Regions from separate parts of the Homo sapiens genome. Here all the other regions are linked to region 2. The links are chromatin contacts, found by Hi-C or POLR2A ChIA-PET in ENCODE. All regions are on one chromosome and are shown on one strand. Each heading gives the region's core, a stretch centred on a gene start or an enhancer-like site at or near the end of the contact. The rest is flanking DNA. Distances are from core to core; before and after follow the strand shown. Region 1 has its middle 23 kb from the start of S1PR1. Region 2 holds the start of SLC71A1 (solute carrier family 71 member 1). Region 3 holds the start of S1PR1-DT (S1PR1 divergent transcript).

Evidence for each region. A loop is a pair of places that touch in the nucleus more often than their neighbours do. ChIA-PET counts read pairs that join two places held with the same protein, here RNA polymerase II (POLR2A). Pooled maps may share reads with other maps.
Region 1: a map of CD4-positive, alpha-beta memory T cell shows a loop between it and region 2 (5-fold over the local background). The contact joins the enhancer-like site here to the promoter of SLC71A1 in region 2. A Hi-C loop is called at or near these places in 1 of 168 maps with a recorded cell type or tissue (CD4-positive, alpha-beta memory T cell) and 3 of 50 pooled maps.
Region 3: a loop to region 2 is called in a map of naive thymus-derived CD4-positive, alpha-beta T cell, with 5 times the contacts of the local background. The contact joins the promoter of S1PR1-DT here to the promoter of SLC71A1 in region 2. A Hi-C loop is called at or near these places in 1 of 168 maps with a recorded cell type or tissue (naive thymus-derived CD4-positive, alpha-beta T cell), 4 of 37 single-sample maps with no recorded cell type and 10 of 50 pooled maps. POLR2A ChIA-PET finds 5 or more read pairs at or near these places in 2 of 52 experiments (CD8-positive, alpha-beta memory T cell and activated CD4-positive, alpha-beta memory T cell).

The regions. Positions count from the first base shown.
Region 1 is chr1:101,258,390-101,262,139 of GRCh38, reverse strand. No RefSeq gene overlaps it. Among named protein-coding and RNA genes, the nearest start is that of S1PR1, 23 kb to the right of the region's middle. RefSeq lists an enhancer at 1,582-2,781. Within about 2 kb of position 2,284, at least 8 of the 41 ENCODE cell types and tissues checked have a DNase peak (open chromatin) inside an H3K27ac peak, as active enhancers do.
Region 2 is chr1:100,035,650-100,039,450 of GRCh38, reverse strand. SLC71A1 (solute carrier family 71 member 1) reads right to left here and starts at 1,356. Exons shown (of 12, transcript NM_033055.3): 1 at 1,135-1,356. The coding sequence starts at 1,218. LOC124904230 (a long non-coding RNA gene) reads left to right here and starts at 1,443. Exons shown (of 7, transcript XR_007066251.1): 1 at 1,443-1,721. RefSeq lists silencers at 730-919, 1,380-1,559 and enhancers at 1,040-1,319, 1,282-1,884.
Region 3 is chr1:101,235,278-101,238,954 of GRCh38, reverse strand. S1PR1-DT (S1PR1 divergent transcript) reads left to right here and starts at 2,427. Exons shown (of 2, transcript NR_104626.1): 1 at 2,427-2,630; 2 at 3,074-3,677. It overlaps S1PR1 (sphingosine-1-phosphate receptor 1), which reads right to left and starts at 1,936. Exons shown (of 2, transcript NM_001400.5): 1 at 1,856-1,936; 2 at 1-133. RefSeq lists enhancers at 74-123, 2,757-2,846.

The DNA of each region.
Region 1 (3,750 bases), core at 1,035-3,534, 1.2 Mb before region 2:
TTTTTTAATAATTCTAAACTTTTCTTTCTGAAAGCTACTTAAACTCTTAAAATAAGACCCTAATTTGAATTAAAAAGAAAAAAAAGTAAAAGTACAAGAAGACTCAATCAGAAACTAAATTGTTGTCTTTTATTTCCTAGCTTTTTTATCTGCTCCGCATCCCTGTTCCTGATTACTGATTTTCCCTGCAGTTATTTGGATCCAATTACCTCCACCAGTTAGTTGATTTTCCTCTATTTTAATCCAAAGGGCCATTATTGACCAAGGGCAGGGCTGGACCTCAGGAATGGGAGGCACAATGGTTAAAGCTAGGCCTTGATCACAACTAGAAAAATGACTCAGAATGCACGTCCTTTTCCAAGTGGGTTGGTGACCGCTTCTTTGTCTACAAAGGTCGGCATATTCACTGCATTCTTTTTCCTTTTCTCTTTTTTTTTCTTTTTCTAGGCAACTGTGGCAGGGGGAAATGGTATTTCTTCCAAAGAGTATAAAGCAGAATACTTGGGGAAAGGACCAGAAGCAGATTTGCCTGGACATCTCACTTTTCTGCTTGGTGGATCTTGAGAGTGAATAGTCTCAGCCACCATCTGAGATCTGTGCACCACCGCCTGTCACCTCAGGCTGATATCGTGATTGCTTTAAACGCTTAAGGATCACCTGCACACGTTGTTCTTCATGGGACCCATGAGTCAAATGACATGTACAGAGATACAGAGGCTATGTGAGTCAAGGATATCCCTATGTTTATACAAACAATTTCTTAAAATTTAACAGTTAATAAATATGACATATAGAAATTGATTATTATTAATACCTTATGCCCATCAATAGCTGCAGTATTGCACACTAATCAAATGGATTAGCAAGGATCATTTCTTCAAAGTGCCTCTGATATCACCAGTGAAAAGTTTCCTGAAAGTCACAGCAGCACAAGGGCAAAAAAAAAAAAAAAAAAAAAAAAAAAAACTCTATTTCAAAATGATAGAAACTCTAGGAACTAACATTGTTCTCTTTTAAGATAAAAGGATGTATCCCCATCCTCTGAAACAGGAACCTGTGAAATCTTTCTTTATTATGAGATAGGAAGCTCTAAAAGAATCCTCTTCATTTTCCCTTAGAGACAAACCAATCAAGGAAATCACAAGGAAGAAGGATATGTCAGTGTGAGATGAAAGAGATTAAATAAGCTTTAGTTTAGTTTATATAATTCTTTGAAGACACTCCTTCTTTTATTCCTTTCTCCTCTCTAATTCTTAAAATGCCAGCCCCATAACCACTCTGAATCATCATTTTAATCTGAGAGAAAGTTCACTTTGATTCCAGAGGATGCTGAGGAGTACTTCATATCAAATACCTATACATTCTTTAGGGAGAATTCATCTCTCTACATTCTCGAAGATACCCCCCACCATACACACACAGGAAAACACACATACATGTTCATGCCCACACACTCAGTCACTCACATTTTTTTTTCTTTAGTGAGTGCTTAATCAGGTTTTTCCTTGACCCACCCATTATCATTTAGCAAAACCTCAGAGAATAAAAAAAAAACAGCAGGGCTCTGTACACCACCTCCAAATGCCACAATGGCACAACTGTGACTGATGAATGAATTGTCCATCCTTGCACAGAAGTTGAAAGCAAACTCCAAAGAATCCTAGTTGTGATGGCCAGGATTTTAGAGATTAGAATTCCAGTACATTTTATTTTCGGTAACCTAATGGGGCAGAGCACTATGAGCAAGAATGCACAAAACAAAGCCAGAGACAGAGAAAAAATATGAACAAGAAAAGGGAGAAAATAAGGATAGATGGTAGCAGATGCTTTAAAATGGAAAATTAAATATGATATTTTAAATTAAGAATAATCTAAACAGAACAGGGGAAAATAATTTAGCCTGCAAGAACAAAACAGAGGCCAGGCATAGCTCATGCCTGTAATCCCAGTGCTTTGGGAGGCTGATGCTGGAGGATCACTGGAGCCAGGAGTTTGAGACCTGCCTAGCCAACACAGCAAGACTCTGTCTCTCAAAAGACATTTTTAAAACTCAAGAATGGAGGAGGAAGTGGTGAAATTAGCCTAGGGGGAAAAAAAAGAAGCTGGAACCAAAATAATATGGAGACCTTCACTGTTAGCAATTTTAAGTGGTTAAAATCTGTATTTTTTTTTCCATTTCCTGGCATGTAAAGTTCTCTTTACCAACACCAAGATCAAAATAAGTAGTCATCAGACCATTAGTCAGCACTTCTAATAGAATTGCATCAAGCATTAATCATCTCTGAAAAGGAGTTCCCCATTCTTCCCTTCAAAGTGATAGCTTTTAGACCAGTCATCATAAACTAAGTTTTGAATTTCATGTTCAAGGTTATTATAGGATAATTCAATTTACATAAAATCTTTACTCAAAAACCTACATTTCTGTTCATAATGATTTTCTTTTGTGGAATGGTCTTTAGGGCCAATGAAACCTAGATTCAAGTCCCTGTTCTGCCAATTACTAGTTCTGTATCCTTGAACACAGTTTTTAAAAACTTCCTTGAGCCTCGGTTTCTTGCTACACACAATGGTGATTCTAAGGATTAAATGAAAGAGGCAATATAAAAGGACCTTTCTCATCACTAGTATATAACAGGTGTTCAATAAATTACAGCAATGATTATCATCATAGTAAAGAATCAATATTCACATATATAATAAATGGATGAAAGAGAAAATCCTGGAAAAAGAGCTAAAGCCACAGGGGACTGTAAATGTACATATACGAACAAAGAGGAGGTGATGATGTATGTTTTCGTGTGTATGCGTATGCCTGTATGTGTGTCCAGTGTGGGAGCAAACTGCAAGTGCAGGATAAAGAAAGAGAGAGAGAGATCTGACAGCAAAGATGGAGAAGAGGATAAGGAAAAATAAGAGGAAGGGAGAACCTTTTAGAGAAAGCGAAGGGCACATTGGGATCAAGAGGAAAGGTTTGACTTAAAGGTCTGCAACCACTGTCAATTCCAAATCAACAGACAGACAGACAAGTTCCAGGGCCGCCAACACCTGGGTGCAGTCCAGTCACCTGGATAGTCAGAGAACCATAAAGCTAATAAACAATGAGTTCCTTAAGGCACCAGCCATGCTTCTGTAACAAGTAAAATTTTGAATATTAAAATGCATTTTTTTTGCCTCCTTGAGTAGAAACCTTCACATTAGTCTGCCCTAGCCAATGACTTGCCCAGATGGAGAGTCTGAATTTATTATAGAAGAAGAACAAGAGAATGAGTAACATTCTGCTTCTGTCTTTCAGAAAGTAGGTTTATACAAGCCTCTTGAAAAGGGATTTGCTGAACTCCCTTGTGAGGCATTAGTATTTTAACAACCAAGCATGGAGATTTCAGATCAATGTGGTTTAAAAACAAAAATAAAAAGAAGGTAACCTGCTTGTCATTAAGATTAAGCTAGGAAGAGTCAGGAAGAAGATAGAATAGAAAGAAAGAAAGAAAGAAAGAAAAAGAAAGAAAGAAAGAAAGAAAGAAAGAAAGAAAGAAAGAAAGAAAGAAAGAAAGAAAGAAAGACAGACAGACTAGCCCTTTGTTAGTGTGGAGAACTGTGGAAAGCAGAGAGAGAGGGAAATGAACTGGTGAAGGTTGTCCTAATCTCCCCTCCCCCAGCTCTTCTGAGTTTGGCCCAGGTAGGGAAAGGGGCACAAGGGAAGCAAAGTTAACTCCAAAGGCAGAGTGGGGGCCACTATTAAAAAGACTCCTC
Region 2 (3,801 bases), core at 107-2,606:
AACTTTGGCATATTGACTGGGCCGTGTTCTGAAATGTCATAAAATTTTGTCACGTTTTTCAACTGAATTCAGCAAATCCTCAATGGTGGCCTACTTACACATTTACTACTGTGCTAGCAGTTGATCGCGGCTCCAATAAGATATAAACAGAAATGGAATTAATGGTACAATTTCTGCACACTTCAGGTAAGTGAAACATATATATCACCTTTCCATTCTATTTCAGAACGCGGTATCAGCGGATGCAACAAAGACCACACAGTGTAGCAACGGAGAAATGTTAGCATAAAACAGTTTTGTTTTGTTTTGTTTTTCAATTAAAAATCCTACGTCCCCAGCTGGTTAACTACACACTGCATAAAGTTTACTGTGATGACAACTGTTTCTAAAAAGCAAACCTTTCTTCCCTTCAAAGTGTCCTCCTCCGATCCTTAGGCCATGACTGATTCTAATACTTTTGATCTTAAGACACACAGTGATGACTTTTCTTTGAAAACTAGCAGGTTCGAATGTAGGCCCCAGGTGTCTGCCGTCATGCTTCCGACTCCGGGAAGTGAGGGAAGCCCATCTCCGGTCAGGGTTTACTGTAAGCAGCCCAGAGCCGGAGCACCGACGCAGAGAGACGTGGAAACAGAAAGCGAACGTACTACGGGGCCGCAGCGGGATCCCCGCGCCAGACGCCACCCCGTTAGCAACATATGGGAGAGCAGGGATGGTTCCCAGCCCCTTGACAAGCGCGGCGACGGCTCCGCGGGGCCTGGCGGCGAAGGCGAGGCGAGGCTGCGGCGACGAGGGGCGCGGCGGGCGGGCCGCCGGGGGAGCCCCGCACATTCCTCCCCGCGGCGGAGGCGCACGTGGGGTTCGAGGCCGCAGGGCCTGCAGAGGCGGCCAGAGCAGAGGGCGGCAGGTGCGGGAAAGAAAGAGGACGGGCCCCGGAGGCCGCAAGCCCGAGCAGCGGAGGACGATTCCCGGAGCGGCGGCATGCGGGTCCGCGACCCCGAGGCACCGGCAGCTCGGACAGGGTGGGGGAAGGGAGGGAGGCACCGGGACGCCTAGAGACGGCAGTGTGGGGGTCTGAAGGAGAGACCGGATGGGGGCCCCGAGGGACGCTCGCCGGCGCGGAACTCAGCTCACCGTGCCTCCGTCCTTAATGATGATCTTCTTGGCCAGCATGATACTGCGGTTCGCGGCCCGTTTCTTCTTCTTCCCCTGGGTCATTTTACCATCCTCGATTCCTGGCGCTGCTGCAGCCACTCCCGGGGCGGCAGGCCCCAGCAGCTAGTGCCGTCCCACCACTACTGCCGGGCCGAGCCGCTCTGGGCGCCCGCCGCCATCTTGAGGGCCCGGCCTGCCTCCGGCGGCGCGTCACAATCGTGCGATCAGCCGACGAGCGGGCCCCGCCCCTCCCGCGTGATACCGCCCCGCCCGCTCGCCGCCAGCCCACTCTACAGTAGCCGCGCGGCCAGGGTAACCGCGGGCTCGCGTGGGTGCTGCTGGCTACCTGTACAACTTCGTGCTCCGGCGTCACCAGCTAGCTAAATCCTCGCAACGGTTCTGGGCGATAGGGGCCGTTTTTGTCCCCCTTCTTCAGCAGATGAGGGAATTTGTTTCAAAAAGTTGTTACCTGCTCACGGAAACAGACGTCCTAAGCTATTAACACAATCTCCAGCTGTGTTCTAACCAAGACAGGAACCGAAGGGAACAGTAAAAAATCATTTTCCGTAAGTAATGGGTAACTTAAGAGATAATGTAGTGTTTCAGAAACAGTCTTGTCCTTTTGGTGTTCAGGGACCCCCGCTAGAACTCAGCTGGCTCACGCTTGTTTACCTCCCTAGACCCAGGACCTTTTTTATTCCCTGCCAAAAAAAATACCTTACCTGACCGATGTCACCCTTTGTGGCCCTCTACGTTTTTACTGTATTGTTTAAAAATAAATTTGATGGGAACATTGCTAGAAAGGGCAATTTACACAAGTGGAAGTGGACTTTAAAGTATCACAATGTTAAAATTAGATATTGATAACTACCGTGTTGTATAATAGAATATCCTTTTCCTTAAGAGAAAAACACGAGGGATAGGGATACACCGCATGCTCCCTACTCTCAGATGGTTAGGGAGTAACATGTATGTGTATGTATATGTAGGTGGGGAAAAGAGAGGGACAAAGCAAAATGGCGAATGTTTAAAAGTACTGAAACTAGGTATGGTAGTTCTAAGATATGTTCACAGATTCAATGATATTCCTCCCTGGAAGAGGTGGACTCTAATTCCCCTCCCCTTGAGTGTAGACTAGGCTTAGTGACTCTTGATAGATCAAAACAGAAGTGACAGTATTGACTTCAGAGGCTAGGTCATAAAAGGCACTGCATCTTCCTTTGCGGGTCTCTTTTTCATTCATTTTGGGGCTTGGAGCCTGGGGAAGCCTGCTTCCGTGTTTTCAGGACACTCAAGCAGCCTATGGAGAGATCCAGTTGTCCAGGAACTGTTTGTAGCCTCCTACCAAATGCCACGGAGTGAGTCACTTTGGAAGTAGATCCTCCAACCTTGGTCAAGCCTTTGGCTGACTACAACTTCATGAGAGACCCAGAGGTAGGACCACCTAGCTTAGCCACTCCTGGAATCCTGACTCAGAAACAGTGTAAGATGAAAAGTACTTGGTGTAAGCCACTAAGCTTTGGGGTTATTTGTTACACAGCTATAAATAACTAATATATAGGGTAAAAGGAAAAACAGTAAATGAATGTATGAGTTCTTTGTACTGTTTTTGCAACTTTTCTGTAAGTTTGAAATTATTTCCAAATAAAATGTTAAAAAGTAAATTTGATTGAATTTCCTTTTCCTTGTATTTTCATACTGACTAAAAATGGAAAAAAAAACTAATTTCCATGGAAGGGAGAAGAAAAGCAATTTATAGCCTGATAGATACTTCTAATTATATTTTCCAATCAATAAGTATATTCATTATACTTGTTTTGAAACATATATTCTCATTTTGAAACTTTTTTTATTATTTATTTTTTGAGACAGAGTTTTGCTCTTGTTGCCCAGGCTGCAGTGCAATAGTGCCAACTTGGCTCACTGCAACTTCCAGCTCCCAGGTTCAAGTGATTCTCCTGCCTCAGCCTCCCGAGTAGCTGGGATTACAGGTCCCCACTACCATGCCTGGCTAATTTTTTTTGTATTTTTAGTAGAGATGGAATTTCACCGTGTTGGCCAGGCTTGAACTCCTTACCTGAGGTGATGTTCCCGCCCCAGCCTCCCAAAGTGCTGGGATTACAGGTGTGAGCCACCATGCGTGGCCTATTATTATTTTCTGAGGCAGGGTCTCACTCTGTCACCCAGGCTGGAGTGCAGTGGTGCCATCATGGCCTCCTGCAGCCTCTTCCGAAACGATCCTTCTGCCTCAGCGTCTCAAGTATCTGGGACTACAAATGCACACCACCATGCCTGGCTAATTTTAATTTTTCTTTTGTAAAGACAGAGTCTGGTTATGTTGACCAGGCTGGTTTCAAACCTGGCCTCAAGAGATACTCAGTTCTACCAAAGTGCTGGGATTACAGGTTTGAGCCACCGCGCCTCGCCTGCAACTTTTTAGTTGACACCCAACTTGAAGTTCTTTAGAGAAAGTAATATGATAGATTTCATAATTCAATTCCCAGGAGCTTGTTTTGAATGGAAGTAGAGGGCTGATAATTTATTGTGTGGTTACTTTGATTTTCATAGTCCCTCAAAATCATACTTCATCTAGCTATACCAATTTTATCAGCCTTATGAACTGGTTATTGTTCAGTCATTCAAAAA
Region 3 (3,677 bases), core at 1,178-3,677, 1.2 Mb before region 2:
GGTGGCGCTACTCCAGACGAACGCTAGAGGGCGAGGCGAGAGAGCCTTCACTGGCTTCAGGGGTGGTTCGATGAGTGATCCAGGCTTTTTGTGTAGCTTTTCCTTGGCTGGAGAGGGCCTCGGAAACCGCAGCCTTAAACAAGTCAGAGGAGAGAGTCAGGGAAAGAGCCACAGCATACTGGCATAATTCATTCTAGCTAAGGCACTGCTCCAATTGTGTTGTTGTTGATTTGTTTTAAAGAAACTTGGGGAGAGCTCAGGGAGAGAGATTTTTTTTAAAAATCAAATTATCTTTTTTCTTCCTTTTTTTTCTTTTTTCAAAAAAGGAAGAGGGGGAAGAAAAAGAGAGGGAGAAACTCTATGGCCACATTCACTCAAAGGGAAATGGGAATTACGATGTTGGCTGTGGGTTGACAAAAAAAAAAAGATGATGAAAAGGAAAACAAGGAGTGGGAGGAATGGGAAACCTAGAGAACTACACCCCATTTTAACTCCACTCCTGCCCTCTCACCACCCCACACCCCCTCACCCCCGGATTTCCAGCCATGAGATTCTCTGAAGCAGTCACCAGCTTAGCTGCACGCTCAATACCAGCCCACGTCTCTCCTCGGAAAAGACTCAACTGCCAGTCTGAGGGCGAAGACACACACCTCTGTCCCCCATGCCCACCCCCAGCCCCCCAGTTCAAAGATACTAGCACCACCTCCTAATTGCCATGTGCCATGCAAGAAATCAGATTTGCAGGAAAATCATTTGAAAGCGTAAGCCATTTGGGGGCTCTATTAATAACTCTCTAGGAGCAGGTGTGCTTAGGGTCCGAGGGCGCAGTGAGGTGTGGGCAGCCAGGCCCGCCCCGCCTTGCTGTAAACAGGAAAGCTTAGCGCCTCCGTGAAGCGACTGCCTTTTCTTTCTTCTTCTTATTCTCCCCGCCTCCCCCCGCGCCCCCCCACCCCACCCCCCACCCCAAGCCAGGGCAAGTAAATTTAAAGGTATTCAGTTAAAACCATTCATAACAGATTGCAGCAAATCCCAGAAGTTTCGTACATTAGTTGATTGCATAAATATTTTTTGCTTTGTTTAGTTTAGCCAAAACATACACAAAAGAGAGAAATCAAACTACTCATGACAGCCATAATACATGCTACCACATTTCTAATTTCGATTGCAAAACTACTCTTCAGAAACTCACATTAAACTGCTCCCTGGTGCATTGCTAAATTTGCGTGGGCAGTTTTATTTACTGCAGTCCCCCAACACGTTGACTCCTCTCCTAGGACTAGAAAGTTACAAAGAAACTTTCTAAGACGGCACTGGTCAGCAGAAGTCTACTTCTAAGTTGCTTAAATATTTCAAGGTAATGCAGCAATGCAATAAAATGAGGTAATAGAGATGAGAACAATCCCAGCAACTCCGCGAACAGCAGAGGCTGCTCAAGCCAAGAAGCTCCGCATTTTCCCCCAACTAATTTTATACCCTGCTCCTGGGCAGTACTAATTTAAGCCATTACCCACGCTCCACACCACCCACCATATTCTTTGTCTATAGGATTTCCAAAATTTAACGCCTTCCCTCCTATTCCTCCGACCAACTGCAATTTTCACTGCCCCTACACCCGTAGGTTCCACAGTTGGGAATTAACCTTTTTTCTGAACTCCATAAATCACAAGTGCCCAAGAACAATCTGATCGAGATGGGCTCCTTAGTAGCCCAGAGATGCAAATTTTCAGCGCCCGGAGATGCATGTTTTCTAAGTTTTTGTTTGCCTCGTTCGACTTAAAAATTCGTTTCTGACACCTAAGCCCTACCACAACCGGGCTCCCCGCGCCCGCGACCCCCGCCATTCGCCGCCCCCTACCTCGCTCAAGCAGGGCGAAGTTGCGTTCGGAGAGCCCGGGATCTGTACGGCTCGCTTCGCATCTTGCTGCTGCCCCCGACTGACTGCGTAGTGCTCTCGCAAACTTACTCGAGTCGGGGTCCCCTCCCTCCGCAGCGGAGCACTCCAATGGCCAGTCCCGCTCGCCGCGGCCAGTTCCCTGCCTGCTACGCGAAGTCACCCAGCGCCGCGCCAAGGCTGGGTGGTTTCTTCAGGAAGAGGCTGGGAGGGGTTAATGCCTTAACCCCCCACGCCCTCTGTCAGCTGGGGGCCCCCGGATCTGAACTGCTGAGACGCACTGTCCAGGAAAGATCTGGGGCAGAAGCAAAAAAAAAAAAAAAAAAAAAAAAAAGAACCCCTCCTCCCCAAACAACAAATGAAAGAAAAAAAGAGAGAGAGAGAAGGGGCGGAGCCCGGTAACCCCTGGATTCTACTGTATAAATCACTGCCCTCGCCCAGATAGACGCTGATCCCTGGCTGTGGAGAGGATTCTCCCGAGCCCCTGAAAAAAAAAAAAGGTGGAGAGACTTTGAAAACTTTTCTCTCGAAAAGTCTGAGGAGGCAGAGGACGGCCCGGAGTCTCGTAGCGCACCGCCCTGGTCCCACACCCCCCGCAGCCCTAGGAGGATCGGTGTGCTGAGCTTGTGGCCAGGAGCTCCCCGAGCCACTTTCGCGCGAGCAGCAGAAAACCTGAGCCGCGGCCCGGCGAGTGTCGGCGGCGCTCTGGGGAGGAGAGGCTGGGAAGGGGCTGCGAGAGGTACGGAGGAGACAAGCAGCCCGGGAGGGAGAATGAACCGGGAGGTTCCTGTACTCCCCCCGCCACCCCAGATCCTCGTGCTACTCGCAACTGCGGTCTGAGGGGCAGTGGCTTTCCCAGAGTGCACAGAGAAATGAACCAGCGCCGGTTTTGGTGTTGGGCGAGGGGTTTCCCTCAGCTGAGCACAAAGTCAGGCTGTGTGTCCCAGATTCTGGCCAATGGAGAGGTCGTTGAGGGGGTGGGCTGCTGCTGAGTCCTGAGAGATTCAAAACGCCTGGGCAGCTCAGGAATTTCCAAAGGGGGAGATTCTCGGCCAGGAGCTGCGGAGCAACTGCAGCTGCCCAGCAGGAGCCGGCACCCTTCTCTCACATTCTGCTTGGGAGTCGACTCAGAGGCCTCAAATCTCATTACTAGCACTTTGCCCACCCTTTTCTTTTGCTTAGATGCTACTTAAGAACGTGAGGCTGAGAGGCGGACTTGGTCAGATCTGCCTGCGTGACAAGCTCAGGACAGGACGCTTCTGCCCTTGCATTACTGTTGTAAAAGTTTCCACCCAGTCCCTGGTCGCACTGCGTTCCCATCCCGGCAGATGTGAACTCAAAAACTTCCTCCGCTGTGCAGTTTCAATTGGCAGACACACCCTGTACCTGAATGACTCAGAAGGAGGCAGAATGAACAAACAACAGACCCCTGACTTCTGGGATTTTGTGAGTTTGCCAAAAAAAAAAAAAAAAGAAGTGACAGTTAATTCACAGCTGTTTTAAAGCATTCATCGACAGCGACGCACCCAATACATACCCACAGCTTCAACAACAGTACAGTGCATATAATGTGGAAACCAAGATAACGGTCCTCTAAGACTCCAGAGTAGATCCTAATTGGATTTGAAGACTTATTTCACTTAAAGGGGAAGAGGTATATTGTGTCTACCCAGCACAACAAAACGGGGGACTTGGCATTCCCCCCCTTCTCCCGCCTCCACCCACACTAATTTATGCATTCTTTAAAGCCAAAGGAATCAAAGTGAAATTTCACACCTAGTCTGTA